Regions from separate parts of the Homo sapiens genome. Here all the other regions are linked to region 1. A link is a contact called in ENCODE Hi-C or POLR2A ChIA-PET data. All regions are on one chromosome and are shown on one strand. The core of a region is the stretch at or near the end of the contact, and the rest is flanking DNA. Distances in the headings are between cores, read along the strand shown. Region 1 has its middle 32 kb from the start of HRH4. Region 2 holds the start of ZNF521 (zinc finger protein 521). Region 3 overlaps ZNF521 (zinc finger protein 521). Region 4 overlaps LAMA3 (laminin subunit alpha 3). Region 5 overlaps LAMA3 (laminin subunit alpha 3).

Evidence for each region. Hi-C counts contacts between places; a loop is a spot of excess contacts on that map. ChIA-PET counts read pairs that join two places held with the same protein, here RNA polymerase II (POLR2A). Pooled maps may share reads with other maps.
Region 2: a pooled map shows a loop between it and region 1 (5-fold over the local background). The contact joins the promoter of ZNF521 here to the enhancer-like site in region 1. A Hi-C loop is called at or near these places in 1 of 37 single-sample maps with no recorded cell type and 5 of 50 pooled maps.
Region 3: a pooled map shows a loop between it and region 1 (18-fold over the local background). The contact joins two enhancer-like sites. A Hi-C loop is called at or near these places in 2 of 37 single-sample maps with no recorded cell type and 3 of 50 pooled maps.
Region 4: a map of K562 shows a loop between it and region 1 (8-fold over the local background). The contact joins two enhancer-like sites. A Hi-C loop is called at or near these places in 2 of 168 maps with a recorded cell type or tissue (K562 and chondrocyte) and 5 of 50 pooled maps.
Region 5: a loop to region 1 is called in a pooled map, with 6 times the contacts of the local background. The contact joins two enhancer-like sites. A Hi-C loop is called at or near these places in 1 of 168 maps with a recorded cell type or tissue (mammary epithelial cell), 2 of 37 single-sample maps with no recorded cell type and 2 of 50 pooled maps. POLR2A ChIA-PET finds 5 or more read pairs at or near these places in 2 of 52 experiments (HEK293 and PC-9).

The regions. Positions count from the first base shown.
Region 1 is chr18:24,491,440-24,493,949 of GRCh38, forward strand. No RefSeq gene overlaps it. Among named protein-coding and RNA genes, the nearest start is that of HRH4, 32 kb to the left of the region's middle. RefSeq lists a silencer at 542-601 and an enhancer at 782-951. Within about 2 kb of position 1,257, at least 2 of the 41 ENCODE cell types and tissues checked have a DNase peak (open chromatin) inside an H3K27ac peak, as active enhancers do.
Region 2 is chr18:25,350,913-25,353,422 of GRCh38, forward strand. It overlaps ZNF521 (zinc finger protein 521), which reads right to left and starts at 1,254. Exons shown (of 8, transcript NM_015461.3): 1 at 1,093-1,254; 2 at 1-35. The coding sequence starts at 34. RefSeq lists a silencer at 1,280-1,349.
Region 3 is chr18:25,164,155-25,166,664 of GRCh38, forward strand. All of the region lies in intron 5 of ZNF521 (zinc finger protein 521), which reads right to left. Among named protein-coding and RNA genes, the nearest start is that of LINC01894, 180 kb to the left of the region's middle. RefSeq lists an enhancer at 550-2,152. Within about 2 kb of position 1,254, at least 4 of the 41 ENCODE cell types and tissues checked have a DNase peak (open chromatin) inside an H3K27ac peak, as active enhancers do.
Region 4 is chr18:23,827,382-23,829,891 of GRCh38, forward strand. It overlaps LAMA3 (laminin subunit alpha 3), which reads left to right. Exons shown (of 75, transcript NM_198129.4): 23 at 1-86. Among named protein-coding and RNA genes, the nearest start is that of LAMA3, 140 kb to the left of the region's middle. Within about 2 kb of position 1,255, at least 4 of the 41 ENCODE cell types and tissues checked have a DNase peak (open chromatin) inside an H3K27ac peak, as active enhancers do.
Region 5 is chr18:23,944,605-23,947,114 of GRCh38, forward strand. It overlaps LAMA3 (laminin subunit alpha 3), which reads left to right. Exons shown (of 75, transcript NM_198129.4): 70 at 1,540-1,680. Among named protein-coding and RNA genes, the nearest start is that of LINC02958, 37 kb to the right of the region's middle. Within about 2 kb of position 1,257, at least 3 of the 41 ENCODE cell types and tissues checked have a DNase peak (open chromatin) inside an H3K27ac peak, as active enhancers do.

The DNA of each region.
Region 1 (2,510 bases), core at 7-2,506:
TATATACATATATTAATACATATATGTATTTTATATATACATATATTTATTTATTTAAATACATATATGTATTTTATATATACATATATGTATTTTATATATACATATATGTATTTATTTAAATACATATATTTACATACATTTATGTATTTTAAATACCTCATTAGGTATTTAAAATGCATACAAATATAAAATAAATATAGGTATTTGAAATATATATAAAAATATAAAAAACATATAGGTATCTTAAATACCTAATGAGGTCTGGGATATCTGGGCAATGTCTATTAGCTTAACTAACAGCGTCAGTGATAACCCTTATTACCCATGGTAAGAAGCAAGCGGGTATAACATGGATAATTAGTACGTCCAGAGGAAATGGAGAGGGCATAGAACCCACTCGAGCTTCTATATTCCAATTACTTCCGGGATTGCGTGGATAAATAACATGGCTGTAAACAGGGGAGAGGGGATGAGAATAGTTTAAAACCCATGCATGTAGCTTGACTGATTGGTTCTAGAAGTTACCAGGGCATTGATCAGGGTTAGCGGGGCGCTTGGCTGATTCCTTCTGCAAAGCACATGCTAGTTTTCACACTTGCATGTGAAACGTCTAAAGCCATATCAGAACTGAGACAGGAAATGAAAGGTGATAAAACCACAGCCCCCCACTCCAGCTCCGCTCTGCACAGCTGCTCTGCTTCTTCACACAGGCCGACTTCAATGGAAGCTCGATGCATGCAGAACTGCCCAGGGACCTGGCCTCTTCACCTCATCACATTTTGAGGTGGGCAACACCAGCTTTTGAATCAGGAAGCAATTTGAAAATCAGTCATGTTTGGATCCCTCAGGCCTGGTTTCATCTGATTAATAAGCTCTGCTTTCAAAGCTCCCCCTGGACAGTCTCCCTCCCCAAACCCACTCTCCAAGTGTCTGCAAGCCGACTCCTCGGCTCCCTTTTGAGCAGGTCCAGCAATAGGAATCGGGCAGCCTTACCCAGAAGGACTAGCCCAGCATCGGCTGACCTTGCCAGGAGGAATTTCTCTCTCCAGCTTGAATTTCCTTCCTGCCTAACTTTAGGCCTTTACTGGGGACCACGCTCCCCTTTGACCACCCGGAATAAATCTCCCCTGCATCCCTGACAGCTGCTGATTTGGCTTCTTTCTTATTTTTTTTTTTAATTGAAAGTAAACCTTCAAAGTGGCCCAGCCACCTGAGAAGCTCGGCTGAGCGTGGCAGCTGGGCAGTGAACCTGAAACAGCGGCGCGGCGTTTCACCGGGTCCCCTCCCGCTCAGGGCAGAAATCATGGGGTTTTGTGGGCTGCCAGGGCCGCTTAGCTTTCAATTTAGCTTTTGCATTAGAAAAAGGGAATATGGACATGGGTCAAATGATTGTGGAGTGATTTTGAAAGTAGCTGTGTAACAGGCGAGAGATGGGGGCAGGGGGAGGTTTGATTTGCAGGCAGAATGCAAGTTTATTTATAAGAGAAATCTAGGGGTGTCTTTGTGCTTTCCTGTTAGACTCTTGGAAGCACTTTGAAGAAGGAAATAAAATTTAAAAAACATATTCAAATTTAACAATCAGTCTTGAACACCGGGAAGCGACAATGTACAGGATGGCACAGAGAGGGTCAAGATTGCTAGAATTTTCTTTTAGGGTCTTCTCCTTGTTACCTTGTTATTTTAAGCTGGTCACTTCAACTCTCTATATCTTCCCCCAAACACATTTTATTTTTGTTTTGGAAAGTTTTAAATATTCAGAAAAGTTGAAAAAATAATATAACAAGTTCATATCCACCACCTAGATTCAACAATGGTTAACATTTTTTTCCATATTTGTTTTGTTGTTTTGTTTTTATCTTTATGTGTACACACACACAGACCCCCCCCCCCCGCCCACACACAGACACATTTGCTGAAACATTAGAAAGTAAGTTACAGGCAGCATGACAATTTATCCCTAATTAAATACCCGAGCATGCATTTCCTAATACTAACATTCTCCTAAATAACCCCAATACAATGATCACACCTAAGATAATGAAAAAGAATTCCCTAATAACATCTAATATCCAGGCCATATTAAAACTTCTCCAAGTGATTCAAAACTGTCTCTGATAAGTGTTTTTTGTTTTGAACCAGGAGCCAATCAAGTTTCACCCGTTACATTTGGTTGTTGTCTTTTTAATCTCTTGCTCTCTCATCTCTCATTGAGGCAGAACCTACATACAAGTGTATAACCTTAAACCTGTACCTTGATCAATTTTTACATACTTATGTAAAAATTGTGACCCCTATATGACCACCAACCAGGTTGATATATGGAATATTTTTATTGCCCCTGAAGGTTGCCCCAAGCTGTTTCTCTGTCAATATGACCTCTTCCCCATCCCCTAGAAGGGGCAAGGGTATGAAACAACTGAACCTCCCAGATCCTTTGGCTGAAAGTGCAAATTGGTTGAACCACTTAGGAAAATTGTTGGCAGTATTTAAAACCCTTCAATAGATAC
Region 2 (2,510 bases), core at 4-2,503, 860 kb after region 1:
GGGATCTCGGTTTCGCTTGCTTGCGGCGAGACATCCTAAAAGCAAACAGCTGAAGTTGTTTCAATTCAGCCCTGAAAGAAACTATACTTCCTCGTGGCCGCGCGCCCCTCGGGCCGCGGCGCCTCGCGCCCTCCGCTCGGCCTCCCTCGCGCCCTCGCTCCGCGCTCCGCTCCTCGCTCCGGCTCCGGCTCGCGCTCGCGCGCGGGGCTCGCGGCTGCCCGAGCTCCGCGCTCTGCACGACGGCGGCGGCGGCGGCGGCGGCTGCTGCACCAAACTTTCCCAGCCTTCGACCCCCACCCCCAATCTCCAAGAAAAAAAAAAAAAAAGGAAAAAGAAAAAAGGAAAGGAGGGAAAAAAAGCTAAAAAAAAAACCCCAAAGACAATGTTTGAAGAGCCGTCAGCTACACTAAAAAGAGAAAATCCGTTACTATTTCCACCTCAATCAAAATTCACATAGTTCATGCGAATAGAAAAAAACTAATAAAAAGAAAAGCGTCTGGGTGATTTTTTTTTTCTTTACCGCTTTTCCTTTTCAACAAATCCGCCCCCCCCCCCACCGGAAAAAAACAAATAACACTGATTTGTTTACAAAGCGAGTCGTGCTCTTTTGTAGTTGGGGGGACGAGGGGGGGAAATCGACCCTGCAAGGCGATGAAAAGGTCTTGGAAAGAAAAATCTCCCACCATCCGAGGCAGATGCGAACGGGCCACGAAAATAAGCAAAGGGAAAAAAATACTTTTTTTCTCCCTTCCCCCCACCCTTTTTTTCTTAACCCACACTAAAGTAATTTCTTTCAAAAAGAAAAAGCCAAAGCACCCGAGCCGACGGCCCCCAGGTGGTGTGCGGGGCTGCTTGTGTGCAGGGGGTGTGCGGGGCCCGGGCTCGGGGCGCCCCTCTCTGGGCGGGGGCGCGGCGCCGGCGGCTGGCGCTGGACCGGGGCTCTAAAGTCTACGGCTGCCTCGGCAGCGGCGGCGGCAGCAGCGGCGGCAGCGGCGGCGGCAGCGGCGGCGAGAGCAGGAGGAGGAGGAGGAGGAGAGCCGGGAGCAGGAGGAGGAGAAGGAGTGTGCTGTGTGCTCCCTCCTCATCACAAACCTGCAAGGTCTTGGACTGCGCTGTCGCTCCGGTAGTCCACATAATAATGGAAAATGGAAGCAAGGCCCCCAAAGCCATCAGGATGGCTCCAGAGGGGGCCCCTAACCCGCAGGGACTCGCTCTGTACGTAATCACTGAGGAAATCATTGTCAGCCTGCCTGCACTCACACACAGACAGAGGGGCATGATTAAAAGGCGAGAGCGCGGGGAGCGGGAGGGAGGAGGGGGCCCGCCAAGACCCGGACTGGAGGCGCCGGCCGCGGCGCGCGGATCCGGAGCCAGGCGGCGGCCGAGCGCCCCGAGCCCCGCCCGCCGCCGCCGCCGCCGCCGCCGCCTCCCACGCGCCGCGCGCCCCGCCCGCTCCTGCGCCGCCGCCCCTCGCGCCGCCCGCCCGGCCGCTCGCACACCCCGCGCCGCCGCCGTCGCCGCCGCCGCAGCTGCGTTATTAGAGCTCCACGGCGGATCTCGGGGCTCTTCTGCTCGCTTTTTTTCCTCTTCAGAAATTAAAGCAGAGGAGCATCTGAAAGTGGAAAGGTCCCCCTTCTGGTAGGATGGATGTAAAAGGAGGCAACAATTTGTTCTTGAGGGGGCAAAAAAAAAAAAAAAAAAAAAGAAAAAGAAAAAGAAAAAGAAAGGAGGGGGGAAATTCATTGCTTGGCTTTTGCATTGTCGGACTTTAAAAAAGTGTGTCTGCTGTTGTTGCCCGGACTCGGGAAATCTTTTTTATGGCAACCGCAGACCTGCCAAGTCTCTCTTACTTGGAATCTTTATAAAGGCAAGTTATTTGGACTTTTTTTTTATTTTCTCGTTTAGAGAAAGTCATTGATGCTGACGAATGTCATAATGTGATTCAAAAGAGACAGCTTTGAGTTCACTTTTTTAACATTCTCAAATTGACATAGATCTTTGTCCAGAAAATAAAGCTTTCTGTTGATTTTTTCTTTAAGCAAGAGGTAAGGAAATATGCACTTAAGAATATGTGTACAAGAAAATAGTTTCTAAAATAAATTGAAATGTCTGCAGGTCGGTGGGAATTTTTGTTTCTTTTCGCAGTTTTGTTTTCTAACTTTTCACCTGCTCCCATCGCAAAACAAGAAACCATCACCTGTTTCCTTCTTTTACCTTATCTTAAGGGAAAGGATGTTTTAGTATTATTATTGTTGTTGCTATTTATTGATTGGACACGCTTGTCAAGTTATAAATGCCTGAGAGGGCTACCAAGTAGAGCTTAGATTCACAAGTCTTGGTGGAAATTAAGAGATTCAGAATACGGTTAATTACACAAAACAGGCAGAATTTTGTACAAATACTATTGTTCTTAATCAGATTTTAAAAATTCTCCGTTCTGTAAAATTAAGGTACAGCTATCTATTAAGCCACCATGCAAAGACATCAAAGCTTTAAGGAAGTTGTATTTT
Region 3 (2,510 bases), core at 4-2,503, 670 kb after region 1:
CTGCCAAATAGCTTGAAGTAGGAATAGTTAAATAAAGTATGCTGGTTAACTGTGTAAATACTCCTGCAGCTTCTGTGCCTTGCAGGGCTGTCCCCGGAGTGGGTTAACTTGCTTTCTGATGGAAGCATGTCTAAAGATGTCCAAGTAGTCGTGACAGGGCAGGAGAGCCAACCCCAATAGATGAGGTTAAGTGGTGGTCAAAGATGGAACACCTTCATTTTGCAAGAAGAAAGCCTGTACATGAAACACTTCCTCCCAGGCCAGCACCTGAGTCCAAACAGCAAGCTACCATTTCAAGAAGGTTTCATATTTATCATGCATTTTGACCACATTTTTGCACGGAAAGAAACTAGGAAGATCAAAGTAGTCCTGTGTGTTACTATCAGTTTAATTTAAACTGCATGCGGGTATAGCAATGCTATCCTTTCCTATTTGGGAGCATATCTCAGGAGATTTTTGCCCTCGCTCTGGGACTAAGTTGTCACGGTTGGCTTCTCCCCATACAAGGGAAGCATTTGGGTCAGACTATGTGTGAAAAAGGAAGGAAAAGGTGGTTAGAGTGCCAGGAGATCACACTGCTGCCCCTCCCTGGGCACCCCCAGGAGGGGGGCACTCAATTCACTATTTATGCTGAAAGTGACAGAAGATGACCAGCTGGCATTTTTTACTCTTATTTGTTTTTGTGTAATCAGAATAATAGTTATACCCACTGGCGCAGTATAAATGCAATACACCTGGATAGGTCTGCCCCTCCAGAATACAGAGGAAGGGGTATTAATTCATTTTCAATAGAGATAATAATGAACACCGATGTCGTGCTCTTTCCGAAAGATATGACTTTCGTGTTCGTGTGTGGCTAAGTATGTCAGAGCATCTGTACACACCAGTTTCACTTTCAAACATGCATTTTAAACTGAAGCACTCTTTTAACCCCATATGGTTTTTCAGTTGTACTGTATTCTATGCTTCTTTTCTTTTTCAAAATGCAATTAATATGGTTGTGTGTTAAATGATTCAGTGAAAGTAAATCTTTTATATTCAGGTAAGCAATTCAGCCTTGTAAGGTTTTATGGGAATTAGATTTTTCTGAAGTCTGGGTTGAGCATGCCCATAACTCTGACAGAGCCCTGCAGGCTCTTGTCTTCACCTTCAAATCATAAGACAGAGAAATCAAGCTCCCTCTGTGCTCTCAATTATACCAAAAAACACGGAGCAGAAGTCTTCAGTAATTCAATCCCTGTGGAAGCTTCTTCACACTGTTTGCGCTGTTGGAACTGCTGACAGCAGCAATCCCACCGTCCCCCGGTAGACTGTCAAAGTTCCTCATACAGTGTGAGCAGCTCTGTTCTGTCCCACAGCTCCTTCTCCAGAGACCTCAGAGCACATGCATGACTTTTGATGCTTGCTTGATACAGTGGCCAAGAGGCCAAAAAACATCACAATGAGAGTTCTCATACTCCTACAAGGTGCTTTGTACTCAAAGTAATAAGTTCTGTGGCTACATGTGGGCCTGAGTTGGTGTAATTTAATCACAAGTACAGCTGCATAAACACTGTACTAAGGAATGTCTGCCTGCAATTGGATTCTTTCTTTGAAAACACACTGTAGAAAATTCCTGAGTGCCATTTTCCATATGGTTAATGAGCAAATGTATCATGACCAGCTTTTAAAAGTAATTTGAATTTATGAGTTGCACTGATTCTAGCACATGTGCATAAGAAATCACACATACGCTGGGCTCTTCCTTATCAGGCAACACCATTTCATCGTTTTCTGCCAAACAACACCAAAAAGAACCACTCTGTGTGTTTAATTGGCTTAAATCATCAGTTACAGCCTACAGCCATTATTTCCAGAAACCACCAACCGCTTCTAGTCTCTCCTGTCAAAAAGTCTTAAAGGTAGGTTAGTCCACATATAACACAAAAGTGCTATCCATTTTTTAAAGTTTTCCTTTATAAATACAGATTTGAAAAAAATCTTTAAAACTCACTTTCTCAACACAATCTCTGCTGTTCCATCACATTCAAGTTTTTCTACTCTTTTTAATGAAATAAAAGACACAGGGTACAGATTTTTCTACAAATCAAACCTGTTGCTATATACTTCATTCTCTACCCTTTGACTGTAGCTCAAGTGGGAAGCATAAACAGAATGAATTGCTATCACGATATTCAAAATTCCAAAGTAGCTGAGTAAATTTGAAATTCACTAGATAAATAGAATTTGCCTCAATGTGTGGGCTGAAGTTAACTGGATTTTTTTAAACAAGATTCTTGTTATCATTTTGCCATAGGATATATTTCTGGTTCTAGATCATTATGCCTGCACATTAAAAAGATTGCAAATCATTATTTTTAAAGAAGAGATAAAGACACATATGCACACATTACCCACTGACGTAATAGAAATACACTTCACTATATTGTACACTGTCAATCTTTCTTCTTTCTGTTGTTTGTAGACTTTTAATACAAAAATATAATTCAAATCTTTTCCTATGTAGGAAC
Region 4 (2,510 bases), core at 5-2,504, 660 kb before region 1:
TCCTGCTTGATGGGGAGCCAAGACCCGTGGCAGTGAGGCAGCCCACACCTGCACACCCTGTCATGGTGGACCTCAGCGGGAGAGAGGTGGGCCAGCCTTTTATTTATTATCAAAGTTATTACTACCTCCCCATCTGTATCTGCTAAAAATACTTGGCCACAGTTGCTTCTCAAATTCAGGGGAACCTGGAAGAATTTCTCAGAGGTGTTTATCAACATTTGCTGAACTATCTGATTTAGGGTGGGGCTGGATGGTACGCTACATGGAGCCATGTTCAGGTTGTTCTTTGAGCACTTTCTAGACATGGCAGGGGATGTGGGCATCTATAGAATCCTTTCTTTTTGGTTATCTGGACTTAGAAGGGGGCATCCTGTTCTACATGATTCAGGGCAAGATTTCTCTTAAAAGACAGATGAGACTCAATCTAGTAAGCGTCCAGAAATGACACAGCTTACCCTAAAAGGATACCACACTCACTGACTGTTCAACCCCTTAGGCTAAGCAATTTGTAGCAGCTGAATTCCTTGAGCTCAGAATCCGGAACTTCTACATCCCCTGGCACCTACCTCATGGCTTGGAGGACAGGTTACTACAGGTCTTGGTATTACTTTTCTTCCAGGAGTTCTTCGAACTTCAGAACCAAATTTAAGATCATACTGATTTCAGATTCGAGTTAGAGCTATAGGATATCAACCATAACAATAAGAATACACAACACTTCAAAATGAAGACACTGAAAGACTTCCTCCACTATATTTTTATTCTTTGCTCTCTGTAACATTCTCTGTTTTGTCCTTTTGAGGAAAATATTCATTTGGGGGATTAAATTTGTGGGATGAAAATATATGTGGAGTTAATTGTAACTGAACTTTTAGATGTGTACATTTTTGTAAACTACATTTCTAACATTTTGAAGGTAGCAGTTAAAGGTTTTTAAGTATATTTCTTAAGTAAAGTCTTCATTTTATTTGAATTTTCATGCTACGAAATAATATTTACTTGTAACAAGTAAAACAATATAGATATGCATAAAAAACCTAAATGATCTTCCCTCTACTTCATTCTAATACTAAGTTTGCTGTATCCCTCCCTACACATGCTATGTGTGTATACACACATACACACATACATGTATATAGGTGTACATACATACATATATACATAAAATGCACATACACGTACATATACAGGTATATGTATGTGTGTGTGTATTTGTGTGTGTGTGTTCCCTAGACAACAAGAGGTACCGTTGAGAAGGGGCAACCACCAGGAAGTGATGCTGATGACTCATCTAGGAGGTTCTAACCTCTGATTTAACCCAGAGCTATAGCACAGAGCTAGTCAGCAGGACCTCAAGGCTCTTTTACAATACGGAAATATTTTATTTCACTATCTCTGGTCTAGAAATTATCCAGCTTATTGATTCAGTTTAATTTATACTTTTAAAACTTTTCAATTGGCTCTTTATCATATTTATTTTTTCTTGTCTTTTCTGCCAGTTTTTGTTTCAAAACTTCATGTACTTTTAAGTGGAAGTTACTTCTTCATTTAGCTTTTTTAGTATCCTAAAGGCCTTGGAGCCAGGTGTATTTCAGAATTCAAAATTTTTAAGATTTGAAAAAAGATAACATCTCCAGTGAGGTCTGGGATAATACCCTATAATCAAACAGGTTAATATTTCTCCAGTGAAAAGCATGAATAGGCACACCTAGGGAGACACTAACTGACTATATACATAGACTTATATCAGTTTAGTTCAGACTTTGCCAGCAAATGATTATTGGTTAGGTTAGGTTTGCCACCAAAACAGTTACAAAACCTATTTCCTTTTCAGAGTTTGGGGATTTCAGATCATGGGCCAGTATATTTAAAGTCTTTCTCAGACTATTCCATAAAATTCACCTCATCTGAAGTGAACTCATCTCTGATTATTTTGTTACCTGTCTTTCTTAATATTCAATTTATGTGTTTTGAATTTTGTTTACAGGCATATTGGCTTATTTTGAATGAGAGGTTTTTATCCTCTCCTTCTTTCGCATCTGTTTCAGCCTGCTAATTTTGCATTGTCTTAGCTGTCCACTGGATCCTTAGCCCAGGAGCAGGCATTACAGTGTGCCTTCTCTATTGTTATGACACTGAAGATAGGAGATTCAGACATTGACCCCATGAATGGCATAGCTCAGTTCTTGGTCATGAGGCCACATATTTGATTTTTGGTTCCCAAATTCCATAGCTTCTTTTAAAAATTTATTTAGTTTTATATATTTAGGGGTACAAGTACAAGTTTCTTATATGCATATATAACATAGTGGTGAAGTCTGGGCTTCTAGTGTACCCATCACCCAAATAGTGAACATTGTACCTAATAGGTACTTTTTCAACACCCCCTCCCATCCCTCCACTTTTCATAGTCTCCAGTGTCTGTTATTACACTCTGTATGTCCATATGTACCCATTGCTTAGCTACCATTTATAAGTGAGAACATGCAGTATTTGACCTTCACACAGCT
Region 5 (2,510 bases), core at 7-2,506, 550 kb before region 1:
TAGAGAAAGCCCTGGTACAGCAGGTGGTAGTCACATGAAGTTATGGGGAGGGGGTTCCAGGAAGAGGGAAGAGCAAATAACAAGGACCTGGAGGTGGGAATTAGCTGAATGAACAAAACACAAAGCAATAAGAAATGGAATTAGAGAGGAAGACAGAGCCCAGATCATTTAAGCTTTGAAGGCCAAGCTCCGACTTTGGACTTTATTTGAAAGTGTCTGTAAAGCTTTTAAAGAGTCTTAAAACTCTTGGCCAGGCGCGGTGGCTCATGCCTGTAATCCCAGCACTTTGGGAGGCCAAGGCGGGCTGATCACAAGGTCAGGAGTTCGAGACCAGCCCGACCAACATGGTGAAACCCCATCTTTACTAAAAATACAAACATTAGCTGGGCATGGTGGCATGCACCTGTAATCCCAGCTACTCAGGAGGCTGAGGCAGGAGAATCGCTTGAACTCAGGAGGTGGAGGTTGCAGTGAGCCGAGATCACACCACTGCACTCCAGCCTGGGCGACAGAGCAAGACTCTGTCAAAAAAATAAAAATAAAAAAAATAAAACTCTTACATGTACAGATTCATATATTATTTAATTCTTTAGCTGAAGAGACTGCCAGGGGGCAAGAGTAGCAGCAGGGGGCCCACATGGCTGCTATTGCCTTTGCTTGCGGAGGCTGTGGGGAGGTCGGGAGAAGTGACCGCCAGGACGCATGCTGAAGGTAGAACCACGCGGCCTTGCTGATGGATCACATATAGAGGGTGAGAGGAAGAGAGGGTCCAGATCACATCCTGTGATTTGGGGCCAGCAATTGAGTCATTAGTGGGCATTTACTGAGATGAAGATGGAGAAGAGGCAGATGTGGCCAGGAGGAGAGCAGTTCAGAGCTGGGGGAGAATGAGGATTTCTGTCGTGAACATCTCAGGGTTGAGTGGCCTGTCAGACCTTCAAGCCCAGGTGTCAGCAGGCAGTAGAGGCCAAAGGTCACAGCTTGGCATATAAATGGAAGTGTCCGTAGTGAATAGTCTCACCACACCTATGAGATGGCAGAATCCACACCAGACCCCAGGGATCAGAAATTTTAGCAAAGAGTTTAAACACTCCTCTTGTTTGAAGAGAAGTGCCCTCGTTCTACCTGCTCCAAGAGGCCAGCCCAGGGTGCCACGACTCCAACACACCCCCGTCCCCAGCACTGTATAAACTGTCCCTGCCCCTTTGTTACATGGAGGGGGTTGCCTGTGGCTGTGCCTTGAACTGTTTCTCTTTTGTGTAAGTTTCCAGATGAATTCTATAATCTCTTTTGATTAGTTCACTTCTAAGCAACCTTTTTTTTTCAGTTCCCCTTTTGAGCTCAGTTTGTTCAGTATTTCACATAATCTCACAAAACGATGGTGATAGTGATAACCGGAGGAAAAAATCTCTCATCTTTTGAAGCTATTTGAAGGAGCATGAAAACATTTTTTTTTAATTTGGCCACTAATATTTAATAAAATACAACACCAATTGTCAAAGGTAAAAATACAACTCACGTATCTTTCTTACTCTGAAGGTGGTGTTTGGCCATGATGGGGAAAAGGGGCGCTTGGTTGTGGATGGACTGAGGGCCCGGGAGGGAAGTTTGCCTGGAAACTCCACCATCAGCATCAGAGCGCCAGTTTACCTGGGATCACCTCCATCAGGGAAACCAAAGGTAAATAGTTATGTTCAGAGCCATGGACAGAAACAATTCACCTTATATTATAGGCATAATTGTATGAGATATTCAAAATACTCACCATATGAGAATCTCAAAATACTTTAAATGATTTTTAAGGATCTAATTAATGTTCACAACCACATAGAGTAAGTGCCCATTTCTTAACCCAAAGCCTTCATTTCTAAGGTGCAGGTTGAGACGCAGGCCCTGAAAGGGTGAAGATAGAGCTTCTCTGCCACTTCCTAAACCTGAATCTATTGGCTTCTCCTCCAGGGAATGCAAAAACGTAGGTTTTAGGTTATAGACAGAGATTTTTTGGTTAACATAATGTGTTTCAAATTACAGTAATTTGTGCCATTTTCACCATCTTTGCCATAAGGTAAAACATTGGCTTAACTGTTTTCTCTCCATCAAACTATTTATTTTAAATGTGCTTCTATGGGATCTTTTTATCTCTCCCATAAATGGAAACCCAATATTCTTTACCATAAATAATAGATAACCCTGAGAAATAAACATTTGAAAACCAAACACTGTTAATATCAAACTAAGTAGTGTGACCTATGTGTTCTTTGCTTGGAGAAAAAGGTGCTTAACACGTAATCAAGAGGGTGTTTAAGACATACTAGCACAAAGCCAAAAGCTGTTCCTTGTCCTCGTCCAAACGCTAGAAAGAGAATTGAAAAAGGAATAACTTAATAATGGAATATGTGTTTTAATGTTATTTGATGTCTGAAATAACAAAATTATCTCAAAAACCCATCTTGGGAATGCCAGACGAAGGGAAAGTTGGGACTCCCTCTGTCCCCAGAGAGGAGGGGTGC